Regions from separate parts of the Homo sapiens genome. Here region 1 is linked to region 2. Evidence: read pairs that join two places in POLR2A ChIA-PET (ENCODE). Cell type or tissue: GM12878. All regions are shown on one strand. Links, peaks and the distances in the headings refer to the core of each region. The heading gives the core; the rest is flanking DNA. Region 1 overlaps ATP11A (ATPase phospholipid transporting 11A). Region 2 overlaps ATP11A (ATPase phospholipid transporting 11A).

Region 1 (7,726 bases), core at 2,238-4,737, 70 kb before region 2:
AAAAAACGCGCAAACTGTTAATGTTGTCAGTGATTAATCTGATTGAAGCAAACGGGGAATGGTTGTTACTTTTAAATGGCTCCTGACAATGGTTTGGCCAGGGCTTAGATGTAACAGTAGTACTTACTTCTTCAATAGCCAAAGCTTGAACTTAGGAAAATGGGCAGCATAATTTTTAGTTACAGATTTGGGAGCTGGAAGGGTGCAGAGTCTCATCTCTGTGTCCATGCTAAGTGCAGCTTCTCATGATGGTGGAGGACGAGTTTCTTCATGGGAAATAAAAGAGCCCGTGGGAACCCTTCGCAGCGGCCCACATAGACCACGGACCACATGGGAGCCGTGGGGCTGGTGACCTGGAAGGGGGCATCCTGCAGTCACATGGCAAGGGCGACCTCGGAGGAGTCCAATCTGCCAGGACATGGGCAGCCGCAGAGCTTCTGTACCGGAGGCGATGCTGTTATCTTTATTTGTGTGGATCTGTGATTCATGTGGATCTGTGAAGCCTCATGGAGGCCGGAGGACGGGCATTGATGAGGGAAGGTGAGGCTGGCAAATTCCTGGCATGGAACAGTTTGTTCTCAAAGAGCCAGCTGAGCCCACAGCAGTTTTGTAATCTGGAACCTCGTGGCTGGCGTGTGATGTGATGAACTCCCCTGCTGATGCGTGAATAACTCCTGACACATCCCTGTTCTCTAGTAACACGGTGCTAGGCATGGGACACACAGCCGCTTCCCAGGAAACTCCACAGCGTGAGCACCGGGTGCCTGCGCAGGTGCGGGAGGATGGGGCTCCCGTGCGGAGTCTGCGCAGGGCCTCCTGGTGAAATTGCGCCCTTCTGGACACACTGCTGGGTCCATCACATGAGCCTACCATGGCAGATCATATATTTGTAAATGAACCTTAAAAGGTGAGGTTTTTAGGCTTTCAGATATTTGGGGGGAAAGGGTAGAAAACTGCCCCCAGGAGGCCTGAATGAATCAAGTCGTGCTGCAGAGCAGGGAGGATTTTCGGAATTAGATGCCGCTGTGACGGCAGCAGGTCGGTGGCAGGGTGGGAGGAAGTGTGTCTTCGGGCAGCACTTTCTCATGGGACAGGTGTTCTTTCCGTAGACAGTCTATTTATTTATTTATTTTTTGAGACGGAGTCTTGCTAAGTTACCCAGGCTGGAGTGCTGTGGCGCGATCTCTGCTCATTTGAACCTCTGCCTCCTGGGCTCAAGTGATTCTCCTGCCTCAGCCTCCTGAGTAGCTGGGATTACAGGTGCCCACACCACGCCCAGATAATTTTTGTATTTGTAGTAGAGACAGGGTTTCACCATGTTGGCCAGGCTGGTCTGGAACTCCTGACCTCCAGTGATCCACCCTCCTCAGCCTCCAAAATGCTCCAGTGATCCGCCTGCCTTAGCCTCCCAAAGTGCTGGGATTACAGGCATGAGCTACTGTGTCCGGCCTCCTATACAGTCTTTCTTAGATAAAACAGGAAGGGTTAGCTTTATTACTAAAGAAAACAGATTAGCTTTATTACTAAAGAAAACAGAAATGCCATCTAAGCAGAAATAGAAACTAAGTATCAGAACTCCCTTGATGACTGCGCCACACACTTCATTCCCACTCCATTCCCAGCCAGGAGTCCACAGCCCAAGTCTCATTCCAGCCAGCTGAGGTTCTGTAGTTGATAATCAATTGCACGGCACTCACTAGTTTTCTGTTTTATTTATGAGTAAAGTTTTAAGTGTGACGATGTAAGTGAAAATTCAAGAGTGGGAACTGGATGTGAATCAACTCATTGCCTATCGATGGCCCAGCAGGTACTGCTGTCCCCAAGGAAGGTGCGGGAGGAGACAGTAGGTGTCACTTATGTTCATGGCTGTCCCACGAGGCCTGTCACGTCCTATCCTATGAGATCCATCACATCTTATCCTGTGAGACTTACAACAACCTATGCTACGAACATATCACATCCTATCCTTCAAAAAATATCCCATCTTGCCCTACAAGCCTCTAGGAGCAGGTGCAGAAGTGCACGTGAGGAAGGGAGCAGTGGCCTGAGGGGTGCATGGGACAGTGGCAGTCCCAGCAGTGTGTGGGGTAAACCTACTAGATGGTGGAGAAATGGGGGCGGGGGGGGGCAGGTGGCCCATGTTCCGGTGTGGGAAGGCATAGCGTGCGGGCACTGGCCTCCCCAGGTGAGACAGTGGCCCGCAGCGGCATCCTGTGCATACCTGCACCTACGGTGTTGTGCAGTGAGTAAAAGGCTCCGGCATGAGTTCGGTCCTGTCGGGAAGTTGGTTGGGAGTTTTAGGGACGTGGCAATAACTGCGTCCCAAGCAGCTCCTCCATTCAGGGCCCGTGACGGTCTGGAGTCGGAGGAGCCACAGACCACCTTCTGGTTCCTCCATTGCACTCAGGTGGGCAACTTTAAACGTTTCTAAGTTAAAACAAAGTCTAACTTACTGTAGAATAGAATGAAAACTTGGCATAAAAATGTAAGAATATATACAAAAACTAAAAGAAATAATGTGTTGTAGTGGGTGATTAGAGGTCCTGGGCCAGTGAGTCTCTCTCTCCCCATCCTCTTCTTTCCTACTCCCTGCTTCCCTCTCTCTCCAGCTGTGTCTCTCTCCATCTCTCTCTCTCCAGCTCTGTCTCTCTCCAGCTCCATCTCTCTCCAGCTCCATCTCTCTCCAGCTGCATCTCTCTGCATTTTCTCTTCTGGCCTTTGTGGTTAAACTTGAGAATAAAAATAAAAGCACTTACAAATTTATTTTATGACCATATCTGCCTCTAGTTTGTTTGTTTGTTTATTTATTTTGAGACAGAGTCTCGCTTTGTTGCCCAGGCCGGAGTGGAGTGGTGCGATCTCGGCTCACTGCAACCTCCCCCTCCCAGGTTCAAGCGATTCTTACGCCTCATCCTCCCGAGTATCTGGGACTGCAGGCGCACGCCACCATGCCTGGCTAGTTTTTATATTTTTTTGTCGAGATGGGGTTTCGCCATGTTGGCCAGGCTGGTCTTGAACTCCCGACCTCAGGTGATTCACCTGCCTCGGCCTCCCAAGGTGCTGTGATTACAGGTGTGAGTCACTGCACCTGGCCTCTGCCTCTAGTTTAATTAGTGCTTATGTTTTATTTAGGTGGCAGGTGTTGAATTACAGTTTTGATTAAAACCCTTCTATTTTAGAGTTGGAGCAATAGACACAGGTTTACAAGTTATTTATATAAAGATTTCTGTACATGTTTTTGTTCTAAAAATACATTTCATTGTTAAATTGGGCATTAGAAGCACAATGATACATTTCTTAAAGAACTAATTATACAGGCAAACACTATTAATATTTAACAAGGCATCTGTTTTTCTCCTTGTCCATGCGCTTCCCCACAAAAGCAGAGAGGGGAAGCTGAATATGGCTTGGGGGCACACGGCGCGGGGCACAGCATCTCCACTTTACTTAAAGATGAGCAGTGGGTGGAGGATTCAGGCGCACTGAGCATGCAGGGCACTCACAGGATCCTGCTGTGCAGATGCAGGATCCGCAGTGGGGACAGGATGGATAGGACTGTAGAGCTTGTTTGATGCAGAGATTCTAGGCAGGAATGTGAAAGCCTCAGGTGTTAAGTTTCACTGTTTTTACTAACACTGGATATTAACAATTTAAAACACCTTTGACATATTTTCATTTGTATTTCATGTCTTGATGGTTAAGAGTTGAGCTGTTGAGCCTAGTTCTATTGTTGACTGGCTTTCTGCTGAAAAGCTAACAGGTTAAATGGTTTGTTAAATCCAGAACCTTCGAGGTAGGCCCACATTATCACATTAAACTCACAAGTGTGGATCACAAGTGAAGGAGTATTGCACAGAATGTTTTTTCCTTTCCTTATAAAATGCATTAGTCTATGCAAATACAACTTTAGGGGAAAAATAATATATTTAAAATATATTAAGTTTATCCTATATTTATATATTTTGGTTTCTGTTTTGTCTAAGAGCTCCAGAAATTCCTTGCTGACATTGTCCAAGTCAGTGGACAGCCAAATCTCATTTTTCTGACTCAATTCTGTGATTCTTATCTTCAGAGCTGCTTGGATTATTTAGCAGTGGTTCTCTCTTTCCTTTTCTTTCCAATCTTAAATTAGCAGTTCTATGTTTCACTGATCGGTCATTTGTCAAACAAATACTCATTGAGTTTCTATTAATACCATTACACCAGGCTTTTGTGTTACTTAGTTATCGAGAAAATGATTTCATCCGGGTTAATGAGCTAAAATGGCACAGTAGACAGTGAGCCACCAGGAGAGTGAGTGCTCCTGGGCTTCACTAACTGTGCTGCTTCCAGCTGATAATGAGGTTTTGTTTGAGAAACTAAGCCCTCTGGACGTGGCCTCCCAGCAGGATGGACATGCGAGCTCAGCTGTTCCCCTGCTTGGCTTTTAATTGGTGCTGGGATGAGGCAGGTGCAGGGGGCGGGGGTGAGGGGCAGGGAAAGAACCTTGAAATACTTGAGAAAAGGGCCTTTCCTGCAACTTGGTTAAGAAACCGTTGCAAGCACAATAATATTGGGCTGAAAGAGGTTGGTCTTCATGGAATTTTAGTAACCCAAAGTTTAAGACAGGAGTGAAATTTCTTGTCTTTATTTCTAATTTGCAAACTGGAAAAGTGAGTCTGGGCAGAAATTGGGTTTCTAGTGCCTGTCAGTGACCTCAGCCATCAACCGCCGAGGAACTGCAGGCTGCCCGGAGAGTCAAACCCTGACTGTATCGGACTCAAAAAATAAATATCAGTGACAAATGCAGACTTCGAAAATGTGACCCAATGCTTTCACACTCCTGTACTTTTCATAAATTAGTGGTTTTCAAAGTGGATAGCAATATGAATATTTCTCTTTTTCAGTGATACTGTTTTTCTCGACACCACAAAACTATCCTATACCCTGTACTTGGCTCACCTGCCCTCATAGCCGCACTTGGGGGGGATCACTATGGTGCCTGGTGGGGTGGCAGGTGCCTCCTCCTGAGGCAGCAACCCCAAAAGGTAAGCATGGTTCTGCCCACGCCCCCATTTCCAGCAGGCCTTGTCAGCGGTAGGACCATGAATACCGACTGGTGAGGGGGAGTGCCAGGAGACAGAGAAGACGGCTGCCCACTGGGGCTTCTAGTCTCCCTTCCAGGAAGGATTTGAAGTAGCTGACACAATTAAACACAACATAAAAGAGGACTTTTTTTAAAAAAAGAAAAAAGCTGAGAAAAATGTTAGCAGACGTCTGGGATGGATTTAGCTGTGCATTTTCTGGCAGTGAAGGTAAAAAAGGAAATCTCCATCTGGGTCTAATAAAAGGCACTCCATAGATACACTGGGGAAAATAAACTTTTTCATTCAAGGGAGAATTAATTATAGAAGGACACTGGGAAATCTAAATACCATAAACGGGTTTTGCTAACGTTTCAAGAATGTTGAGATTGAGTTTTTTTCCGTTAAATAAAAAGTTGATTTCTTTGAGTGCCCCGAAAGCCGGGCATTGCATGGCAGCCCAGCGATATAGCCTTCCGCGTGGCTGATGGAGGCTGTTTCCAATTGCCTGAGCTCACACAAGGGCAGGAATTACAGAACCCACAGCCGTGATTTCTACGGGTTTGTCAACAGAACTCCTTCTCAAAGCATTTTATTTGTATAAATTTATAAATTCCAAGTCTTAACATTACTTAGTATGAATTCAGTGAAAAAGTAAGACTTTAGTGAACACAAAATCTGAAGCGAGAGGTTGTGATGCTTGCTGGAGTCAATCTGTTCATTTCCAGGTTCTGTTTTGGTTGCATTGTGTAGAGGAAACCTTCACTCGCGCAGATAAGAAGTGCTAAGTGGTCACAGGGCTTAGAATCCTGCACCGTGCATCCTCAAATAGCTCCAGAACCTTGACAGAGGCATTACAGAGTTGAACTCACCAGCCATTGCGTGATTCACCTAACATCGCTTACATTTCTCAGTGTAAAGTTAAGCAGCGCACCAAACCTTTCAGCAGTCGCTAAGTTGGGCTCAGCACTAAGGAGCACCTGACTTTTCCGAGGTGCATCCATAAGTCCCATGGTCCGTGTGCTCCTCCATGCCTCCGTGTGCGCATGCTCTGCTGCCGGGCCACCTCCCGCACCTCCGTCTGCACATGCCCAGAGCCTATGCAGAGCCTCCGTATGCGCATGCTCAGAGCAGGTGCAGGGCCTCCTCCCGTGCCTTTGTGTTCGCGTGCCCAGAGCAGGTGCAGAGTCCCTTTGACCTTGCTTAAGGAGCGCACAGGTGTGGACCATGGTGCCAGGATGCGGGTTGTGAGGGTAGCATGGACAGAGGGTGAGAACTCGAGCCCTGATCCAACCACACTGTTTGAACTTGACCCTATCACTTAGCACATGTTTTAACTTTGGCACGTTATCTATTTTTTCTTAGCTTCAGTTTGCTTGTCTCTAAAACGGGGATTATATGGCACCTTCATGGGAGTTGCATGATGATCAATAAGAAACCCATATAGAGCTGCTAAATAGTGTCTGACACATAGGAACACACACAAAAAATCAGCTAACTTTATAGGAAAAGATGTTATCACTGTGTTTTCTGGGGTGGCCTGGAGCTTTCCTCCTGCGGTAGCATCTCAGCAACGAAGCGTTATCTTACATGTGCTTCACGTTCTACAATATAAGGGGGCCTGAGCCACTGATGCTGTTCAGCCAGGAGCACCAGGCAGGTGAAAGAGAAGAGAGCTGCTGATGAGAAGTCCTGATCTTTCTCCTCCCAGTTAAATTAAAATGTGTGTTGTTTCCAGCATGCCAGAATTATATTTATAATACAATTGAGTGTGCAGGTTTTCTATATTGAGTACATTTTGGAAATCTGTCCCCTAGTGGCATGCATCTAATGCACTGTCCATTTTAGGCAGAGATGACAACAAACAAATATATTACTAAACTTACATTGAGACTAAAATTAAAATTAAACTAGATTTAAATTAAAAACTTTTGTGCTTCAAAGGACGCCATTATGAAATTGAAAAGAAAATCCACAGGACGGGAGAGAGGATTGGCAGAGCGCAGGTCTGGTCAGGGATTTGTATCCAGGGCAGCGTTGGAAGGCTGTGGAGCTGTGGGAACCCATATGTGCCTCTGGTGGGAGCATTCAAAACCATTTCAGAAAACTGTTTGGCAGTTTCCAGTAAATATATGCTCCTGGAAACAACCCACATGTCTATCAACAGTAGAAAAAAACAAAAATAAATCGTGAAATGTTCACATTAAATAAAATGAACAAACAACATGGGTGACTTTTGACAGCCTAAACAAGGAAAAGAAGCCAGACAGGAAGAGTATGTTATAAGATTCATTGATGTGAGGTTCAAAGCTGGGCACTCCTGGGGGATGGAGGCAGAGGTCAAAGTGGATGAGACCTTGGCAGGTGGGAGGGTCCACAGTCACAACAGGGGCATCTCAGATGCTGGTGATGCTGTGTTTCTTGGCCCTGATGACAGTGGTTACCCAGGTGAAGGCTGAGCCGCACACCCAGGGCAGGTTAGGCACTTTGTGAGCAAGTTATCCTTCGGTGAAATGTTCGTTAAAACAGATCATGACTCATGTGGCGTTAAATATTACAGGGAAACCTCCAGAAGGGATGGGCTTCCAGGGACGGTTTGGCAAGGGCCAGCTATGCTGAGCTGCCGTGGTCATAAAGACCAGAAGGAGAGGAGGGAAGGGGCT
Region 2 (7,726 bases), core at 3,195-5,694:
CTAACCATATGTTGTGTGCAGGAAAGGCACTTTAAATATAAAAACACGGGTTTAAGAGATAGAGGAAGATGTACCATGCTGCTACTACTCAAAGGGACACAAGATTAGCTATATTAATTTCAGACAAAGCAGACTTCAGAACAAGAGAAGTTACCAGGGATAAAGAGGGGCATTGCCAAACAACAAAGAGGTCAGTTCTCCAAGACAACATAACAATTCTCAAAGTCTCTGTAACAACAGAGGGTCAAAATATGTGAGGCAAAAACGGATAGAACTGGAAAGAGAAAGAAAATCCACTGTTATATTTGGACACTTCATGACCTCTGTCCACAGGCAGAAAATCAGTAAGGACACGGTTGAACTGAACAGCACCATCAGTCCCTTGGATCTAATGGACCTTTATGTCTCACGCGTCCATGTGAAGAGAGTCCACCAATAGGCTTTGTGTGAGCAACAAGGCTGTTTATTCACTTGGATGCAAGTGGGCTGAGTCCGAGAAAGGAGTCAGCAAAGGGAGATGGAGGTGGGGCAGTTCTATAGGATTTGGGTATGTAGTGGAAAATTACAGTTAAAGGTGGTTATCCCTTGTGGGCAGGGGCGGGGGTCACAAGGTGCAGGGTGGGGAGGTCATGAGACTCATTGTCCAGGGGGGAATGTCACAAGGTTGATTGATTAGTTGGGGTGAGGCAGGAACAAATCACAAAGGTGGAATGTCATCTTTTGTGGTTCTTCAGTTGCTCCAGGCCATCTGGGTGTATATGTGCAGGTCACAGGCTTAGCTTGGGCTCAGAGGCCTCACAATTTATAAAATACTTCATTCAACAATAGCAGACCACACATTCTTCTCAAGTTCACATGGAACATTTGCCATGACAGATCACATTCTGGGCCATAAAATACACCTTAGCACCTTTTCAAAGAATAGAAATCATACCAAGTACTCTTTCAGACCACAGTAGAATTAAACTAGAAATAAATAAATAACAAAGTTAACTGGAAAATCCCAAAATATTTGGAGATTAAACAAAACACTACTAAATAACACATGAACCAAAGAAGTCTCAAGAGGCATAAAAATATTTTAAGCTAAACAAAAAATATAACTTATCAAATCTTGTGGGATGCAGGAAAAGCAGTGCTTAGAGGGAAATTTATAGTATTGACTACATAGATTAGAAAAGAAGAAAGATCCAAAATCTACAAGCTTCAACATTAGGAAACTTAACAAAAAATTAATAATCAACATTAGAACAGAAATTAATGAAATTGAAAACAGGAAATCAGAGAAAATTTTAAACATCAAAAGCTGGTTCTTTGAAAAAAAAAAATCAATAAAATCAATAAAACTTTAGCCAGGCTAAACAAGAGGAAAAGAAAAGAGACACAAATTCCAAACATCAGAAATAAAGGAGGGGCATCACTACTGGTAACATGGCTAATAAAAAGATTAAAAGGAATATCATGAACAGCCCTACACCCATAAACTTGGTAACTTAGATAACATTGGCCAGTTTCTTGAAAAACGCTATCTACCAAAACTCAAACAAGGAGAAATATAATCTGGGTGGGCCTACATCAATTAAAAGAAATGGAATCCGTAATTAATACTCTTCCAAAACGGAAAGCACAAGACTCAGATGTTTTCACTGGTGAATTCTACCAAACATTTAAGGAAAAAAAAAAAAATCAATTCTCTACAATCTCTTCCAGGTAATAGAAGCGGAAGGAACATTTTCTAATTCGTTCTATGAGGCCAGCATTACCCTAAAACCAAAACCAGAAAAAGATATTACCAGAAAGACGATATCACACACCAGTATTTCTCATGAACATAGAAGCAACGATTCTCAATAAAATATTAGCAAGTCCAATTCAACAATGTATAAAAAGAATTATACACCATGACCAAGTGGGTTTATCCTAGGTATGCAAGGCTGATCCAACATTTGAAAATCGACTAATATAACCCATATTTACAGGCTAAAAAAGAAAACTTACATGATTATATCAATAGGTGCAGAAAAAGAATTTGACAAAATTCACTACCCACTCATGTACTGCAGCAAACTAAAAACAGAGGGGAATTTCCTGAGCTTCATAAAGAGCATCTCCGAAAAGCCCTACAGCTGACGTCATACTTAATGGTGAAAAACGAGATGGTTTCACCCTAAGATTGGAAAAAAGGCAAGAAATCCCTTATCACTGTTCTTATTCAGCATTGTACTGGAAATCCTAGCTAATACAGTAAGAGTAGAAATGGGAATAAAAGGCCTACAGCTGACGTCATACTTAATGGTGAAAAACGAGATGATTTCACCCTAAGATTGGAAAAAAGGCAAGAAATCCCTTATCACTGTTCTTATTCAGCATTGTACTGGAAATCCTAGCTAATACAGTAAGAGTAGAAATGGGAATAAAAGGCCTACAGCTGACGTCATACTTAATGGTGAAAAACGAGATGATTTCACCCTAAGATTGGAAAAAAGGCAAGAAATCCCTTATCACTGTTCTTATGCAGCATTGTACTGGAAATCCTAGCTAATACAGTAAGAGTAGAAATGGGAATAAAAGTCCTACAGATTGGGAAGGAAGGAATAAGACTATCTTTGTTCACAAGTGATATGATTGTCCATGCAGAAAATCCCAAAGAACCAACAATAACAAAAAAACTTCTGGATGTTAGAGGCGATTATAGCATGGTTGCAGGATGCAAAAATTAATCGCTATCCTATATGCCAGCAATGAACAGTTGGAATTTGAAATTGAAAACAACACTATTTACATTTAACCCCCCCACCCACCAAATTACACAGGTATAAATCTAACAAGATATGTACAAGGTCTAGGTAAGGAAAACGACAAAACTGTAACGAAATCAAAGACTTAAATTAATGGAGAGATGTTCCATGTTCATGGATGGGAAAACTCCATGTTTTTAAGATGTCAGTTCTTCCCACTTTGACCTGTCCTAATCAAATTCCCAGCAAGTTAATTTCTAGATATCACCAAACTGATTCTGCATTTATATGGAAAGGCAAAAGACCCAGAATAGCCTCGCAGTATTGAACCAAGTTGGAGAACTGACACTAGCCCACTTTAGGACTTACTGTAAAACTACGGTAATCAAGACAGTGTGGTGTTGCTGAAAGAATAGAGAAATAGCGGCTGGGCGTGGCGGCTCACACCTGTCATCCCAGCACTTTGGGAGGCCGAGGCGGGCGGATCACGAGGTCAGGAGATTGAGACCAACCTGGCCAACACGATGAAACCCCATCTCTACTAAAAATACAAAAAAAATTAGCCGGGCGTGGTGGTGGGCGCCTGTAGTCCCAATTACTCAGGAGGCTGAGGCAGGAGAATGGCGCGAACCCAGGAGGCAGAGCTTGCGGTGAGCCGAGATCGCGCCACTGCACTCCAGCCTGGGCAACAGAGCGAGACTCCGTCTCACAAAAAAAAAAGAAAAGAATAGACAAATAGATCAATGAAACATCATAGAGAGCCTGGGAGTAGATCCACCCAGTAAATCCACCCAGATAGTCAACCCATTCACCCAGATAGTCAACCCATCTTTGACAAAGGAGCAAAGGCAATTCAGGGCAGACAGAAAAGCACTATTTCTTTTCAACAAATAGTGCTAGAAAAACTGGACATGCAAAAAAAAAAAAAAAAAAAAACCCAGCAACAGTGACTCTAGACAGTGATCACACACCGTTCAAGAAAATTAGCTCAAAGTGAGTCATAGACCTAAATGTAAAATGTATAATAATGAAACTTGTAGAAATGTAGGAGAAAGTCTAGGTGACCTTGGGTTTGGCAACAAGTTTTTGGATAACACCAAAAACACTGTTCATGAAAGGAAAATTGATAAGTTGGACTTCGTGAAGATTAAAAACTTGAGCTTTGCAAAATACAGTTAAGAGAATTAAAATATGAGCCACTGACTGGGAGAATAGATTTGCAAAACACACATCTGATAAAAACCTGGTATCAAACAACACATGGAAAATAAGGGTGTTTGGATGGGTAGGGCGGGATGACCTAGGGAGGACATGGAAAGTTAGTTTCTTTTTTAAAACTCCAGAGACTCTCTTCTGGAGCTCCCCTTGCCTTTTTTATTACAGTCAACCTGAGATGGGAACTGAAAATATGGCCGTAGTTGTCATGAACTGGGGGGAGCCACTACTCTGTTTTTACCCTCATTAAGGAACTTTATTGTGAAAGGTAAAATCACTTTGTAAATGTGAATTAGAATAGAAAATGGAAATTCCTTATATACTCTCTAAGCCACTGGAAACTTGAGGCAGAGAAGTTTTAAAAGACGCACATGGATTTCCTCTGAAATATTTGTAAACACCAAATTCAGAACATGTTGGTTAGTTTAGGACCATACCAGGCTTTAGTTGTTACATTGAATTGTAAATAACTTATATTCATGAGCCTGGAATTAAAGAAATTCTTGGTATGAGAATTTGACAACTACTTCTGGCTTCCAGGAGCCAGAACCCACCTTCGAATGGGATTTTGAAATAAGCCCCGTTGAAGAGACACACAGATGGCAGAGGCCGCAGCACAGGCTGTGAGACCTTCTTCAGGTTTCGGTAGACTGTCTTCATTACGGCGTAAAAACATGTCAGATGAAATTTCAGAAACTATTTCCAAACTCAGTGAAGGTTCGTGACATCTGGGACGTTGTTGTTTTCAACACAGAAGTTGAATGAAACTGCTACAGAAGCAAAATGAGAAGTGTGGAGAGGAGATGCTGTGGTGGCTGGGCATTCTCCCTCCTTCCCCTCCCTCCCCTCCTTCTCTCATTCCCCTCCTTCCCTCCCTGACCTCCTTCCCCTCCTTCTCTCATTCCCCTCCTTCCCTCCTTCCTCTCCCTCCCCTCCCTGCCTTACTTCCCCTCCCTCCCCTCCTTCCTCTCCTTCCCCTCCTCCTCCTTCCTCTCCTTCCCCTCCTTTTCCTCCTTGCTTCCCTTCCTTCCCTCATTCCCCTCCTTCCCTCCTTCACCTCCCTCCCCCCATCCCCTCTCTGCCCTCCTTCCCCTCCTTTTCCTCCTTTCTTCCCTTCCTTCCCTCATTCCCCTCATTCCCCTCCTTCCCTCCTTCACCTCCCTCCCTGCCATCCCCTCTCTGCCCTCCTTCCCTCCTTTTCCTCCTTCCCTCCTTCACCTCCCTCCCCCCATCCCCTCTCTGCCCTCCTTCCCCTCCTTTTCCTCCTTCACCTCCCTCCCCCCATCCCCTCTCTGCCCTCCTTCCCTCCTTCACCTCCCTCCCTGCCATCCCCTCTCTGCCCTCCTTCCCCTCCTTCCCTCCTTCACCTCCCTCCCCCCATCCCCTCTCTGCCCTCCTTCCCTCCTTCACCTCCCTCCCCCCATCCCCTCTCTGCCCTCCTTCCCCTCCTTTTCCTCCTTCCCTCCTTCACCTCCCTCCCCCCATCCCCTCTCTGCCCTCGTTCCCCTCCTTCCCTCCTTCACCTCCCTCCCCCCATCCCCTCTCTGCCCTCCTTCCCCTCCTTTTCCTCCTTCCCTCCTTCACCTCCCTCCCCCCCATCCCCTCTCTGCCCTCCTTCCCCTCCTTTTCCTGTCCTTCCCCCTGAGGCCTCAAAGCCCCTGTGCCTGAGCTGTGGACAAGAAACACGCCTGCCTCAGAAGCTGCCTGGAGCTGGGTGAAGGCTTCCATTCAGCTCGCTGTCATGCTCTCACTCAGAGGAGAGATCATGCAGAAATTACTGAAGTAAAATGCTAATGTGTTGAGTTAATGATCACAGGTTTACGTTTTATAAAAGACATCTTAATAATCAAACTATTGTTGAGCTACCTTGCGTTTTATCTTGAATTCTCTGGAGTTAGGTAATTTACATACGTGTTTCAGAGTACACACTTTGTTTAAGCTGTCTTAGCTGTCAACAAACACTCTAAATTATGAATTATGAGTTTTATATCTAAAGCTAAACATTTTGTACTGTAAAATCCAGTGCTACTTACTATGCCCTAGAGTAACACTACAAGAGTAAAATCTGATCTCAATGATGGATGTTTGTTTTTCTTTTATGCAGTACACATTTTGGAACTTTATACCCAAGAATTTATTTGAACAATTCAGAAGAGTAGCCAACTTTTATTTCCTTATCATATTTCTGGTGCAGGTAAGGCCGGTCATTGTTTTCCATCTCATCACATATAAATCTAAATAAGTGACATTTTATTCTCAGGTAACTGCCACACGGCTAATGAAAGAGCAAGGACATGGTGCCCCTCACCTATGATTAATTTATTTATTTTCTTAAGGAAGGGCAAAATGTCTTGGTTCTGTGAGATCCACACAAGCTAAACTACACACGACGCTACTTTGGGTTTAAGTTGGTGACAGCCTTTCCTGCCCCTTTCCTTCTAGTACCAGAGGGGAAATCAGAGCTTTGTCATCATTTGGACAAGTTCACTGCCAAGCTATGCATCGTTACACTTAATTTACTCTTCCTAAGTGTGTGTGGATGCTCTAAAGAAAATCCAGGCCGGGCACAGTGGCTCGCCTGTAATCCCAGCACTCTGGGAGGATCACGAGGTCCAGAGATAGGGACCATCCTGGCCAGCATGGCTAAACCCTGTCTCTACTAAAAATACAAAAATTAGCTGGGTGTGGTGGTGCACACCTGTAGTCCCAGCTACGCGGGAGGCTGAGGCAGGAGAATCACTTGATCCCAGGAGTGGGAGGTTGCAGTGAGCTGAGATCGTGCCACTACACTCCAGCCTGGCGACAGAGCGAGACTGTCTCAAAAAAAAAAAAAAAAAGAGAAAGAAAAAGAAAGAAAGAAAATCCAAAGACAGTACACATGAAAAGAGAGTTTAAAGGAAAGAAAAAAAAGAGTGAAAAAATATCTCGGGGTATGAGTTAGGGAGCAATGTGCCAAATGTGTTTTAAGAACAGCACTCTAATTTTTCTAAATCATACAAAATGCTACTGAAGGACTTTAAAAATTTTTCCAACATTAAATTATTCAAATCATGTAATTAAAATGTGACACTGAGGCCGTGGGGTGAATTAATACAAGGCGTGCCCCGACTTCAGACTGGGTCTGCCACTCTCGGTGGTTTCCTTGAGCATGTTCCTTAATTTAAAAAAGGTGCCCTCATTTTAACAGTCAGTGAAATAGGACGATTGACTTGCTATCTCCCGTGGTGGGCAGTCAGGTGCCAGCAAAGGTCTTTAAATAAGTCAAAGCGAATGGGAAGTGCTGGCTCAGGGCAAACTAACCTGCCTGAAGTCACTCATTTGTGTTTTTGAAGATGATTTTACAATTCTCTCTTTCTGCAGTTGATTATTGATACACCCACAAGTCCAGTGACAAGCGGACTTCCACTCTTCTTTGTCATTACTGTGACGGCTATCAAACAGGTAAGCATTTTACAGACGAAAAAGAAGCAATCGTCATCTTCACCATGTGAATTGCCTTTCATTCAAAGCGAGGTGATTGGTTTGTTGTAGCTAGTTCACAGAAAATTCAACCAAGTTCTAGAAATTCATTTTTATAACTGCGTTAGATTGATACTTGAAGCGAAATAAGAGATGTTATATAATTTAGTTGCTAGTCTGGCACCATGCGAGTTCGAGAAGAAATCTGTGGTTTTCACATCCCAAATCACCCAGAGATGATCTGATCAGATGAGTCACTTAACCTTTCTGTATCCTTGACTGTCTTGACCACCACAGAACATGCTGTTTATGGA

What was found. Peaks named below come from ENCODE experiments on the same cell type or tissue, not always from the same donor. Only the 100,000 strongest peaks of a DNase experiment are listed, where the experiment ranks them.
Region 1: POLR2A ChIA-PET joins it to region 2 with 5 read pairs; 2 of 35 experiments call an interaction of 5 or more read pairs at or near these places.

Annotation. Positions count from the first base shown.
Region 1 is chr13:112,729,819-112,737,544 of GRCh38, forward strand. The region is part of intron 1 of ATP11A (ATPase phospholipid transporting 11A); the gene reads left to right. Among named protein-coding and RNA genes, the nearest start is that of ATP11A-AS1, 21 kb to the right of the region's middle. RefSeq lists enhancers at 1,442-2,241, 3,043-3,841, 4,046-4,779, 4,780-5,512, 5,646-6,146 and 3 more. In GM12878, for the core only: no CTCF peak of the experiment used is centred there; no DNase peak of the experiment used is centred there.
Region 2 is chr13:112,798,900-112,806,625 of GRCh38, forward strand. It overlaps ATP11A (ATPase phospholipid transporting 11A), which reads left to right. Exons shown (of 30, transcript NM_015205.3): 3 at 6,058-6,147; 4 at 7,314-7,394. Among named protein-coding and RNA genes, the nearest start is that of ATP11A-AS1, 48 kb to the left of the region's middle. RefSeq lists enhancers at 3,430-3,679, 4,506-4,745. In GM12878, for the core only: no CTCF peak of the experiment used is centred there; DNase peaks (open chromatin) are centred at 3,612, 4,052 and 4,682; H3K4me3 peaks cover 1,521 bases; H3K27ac peaks cover 2,012 bases.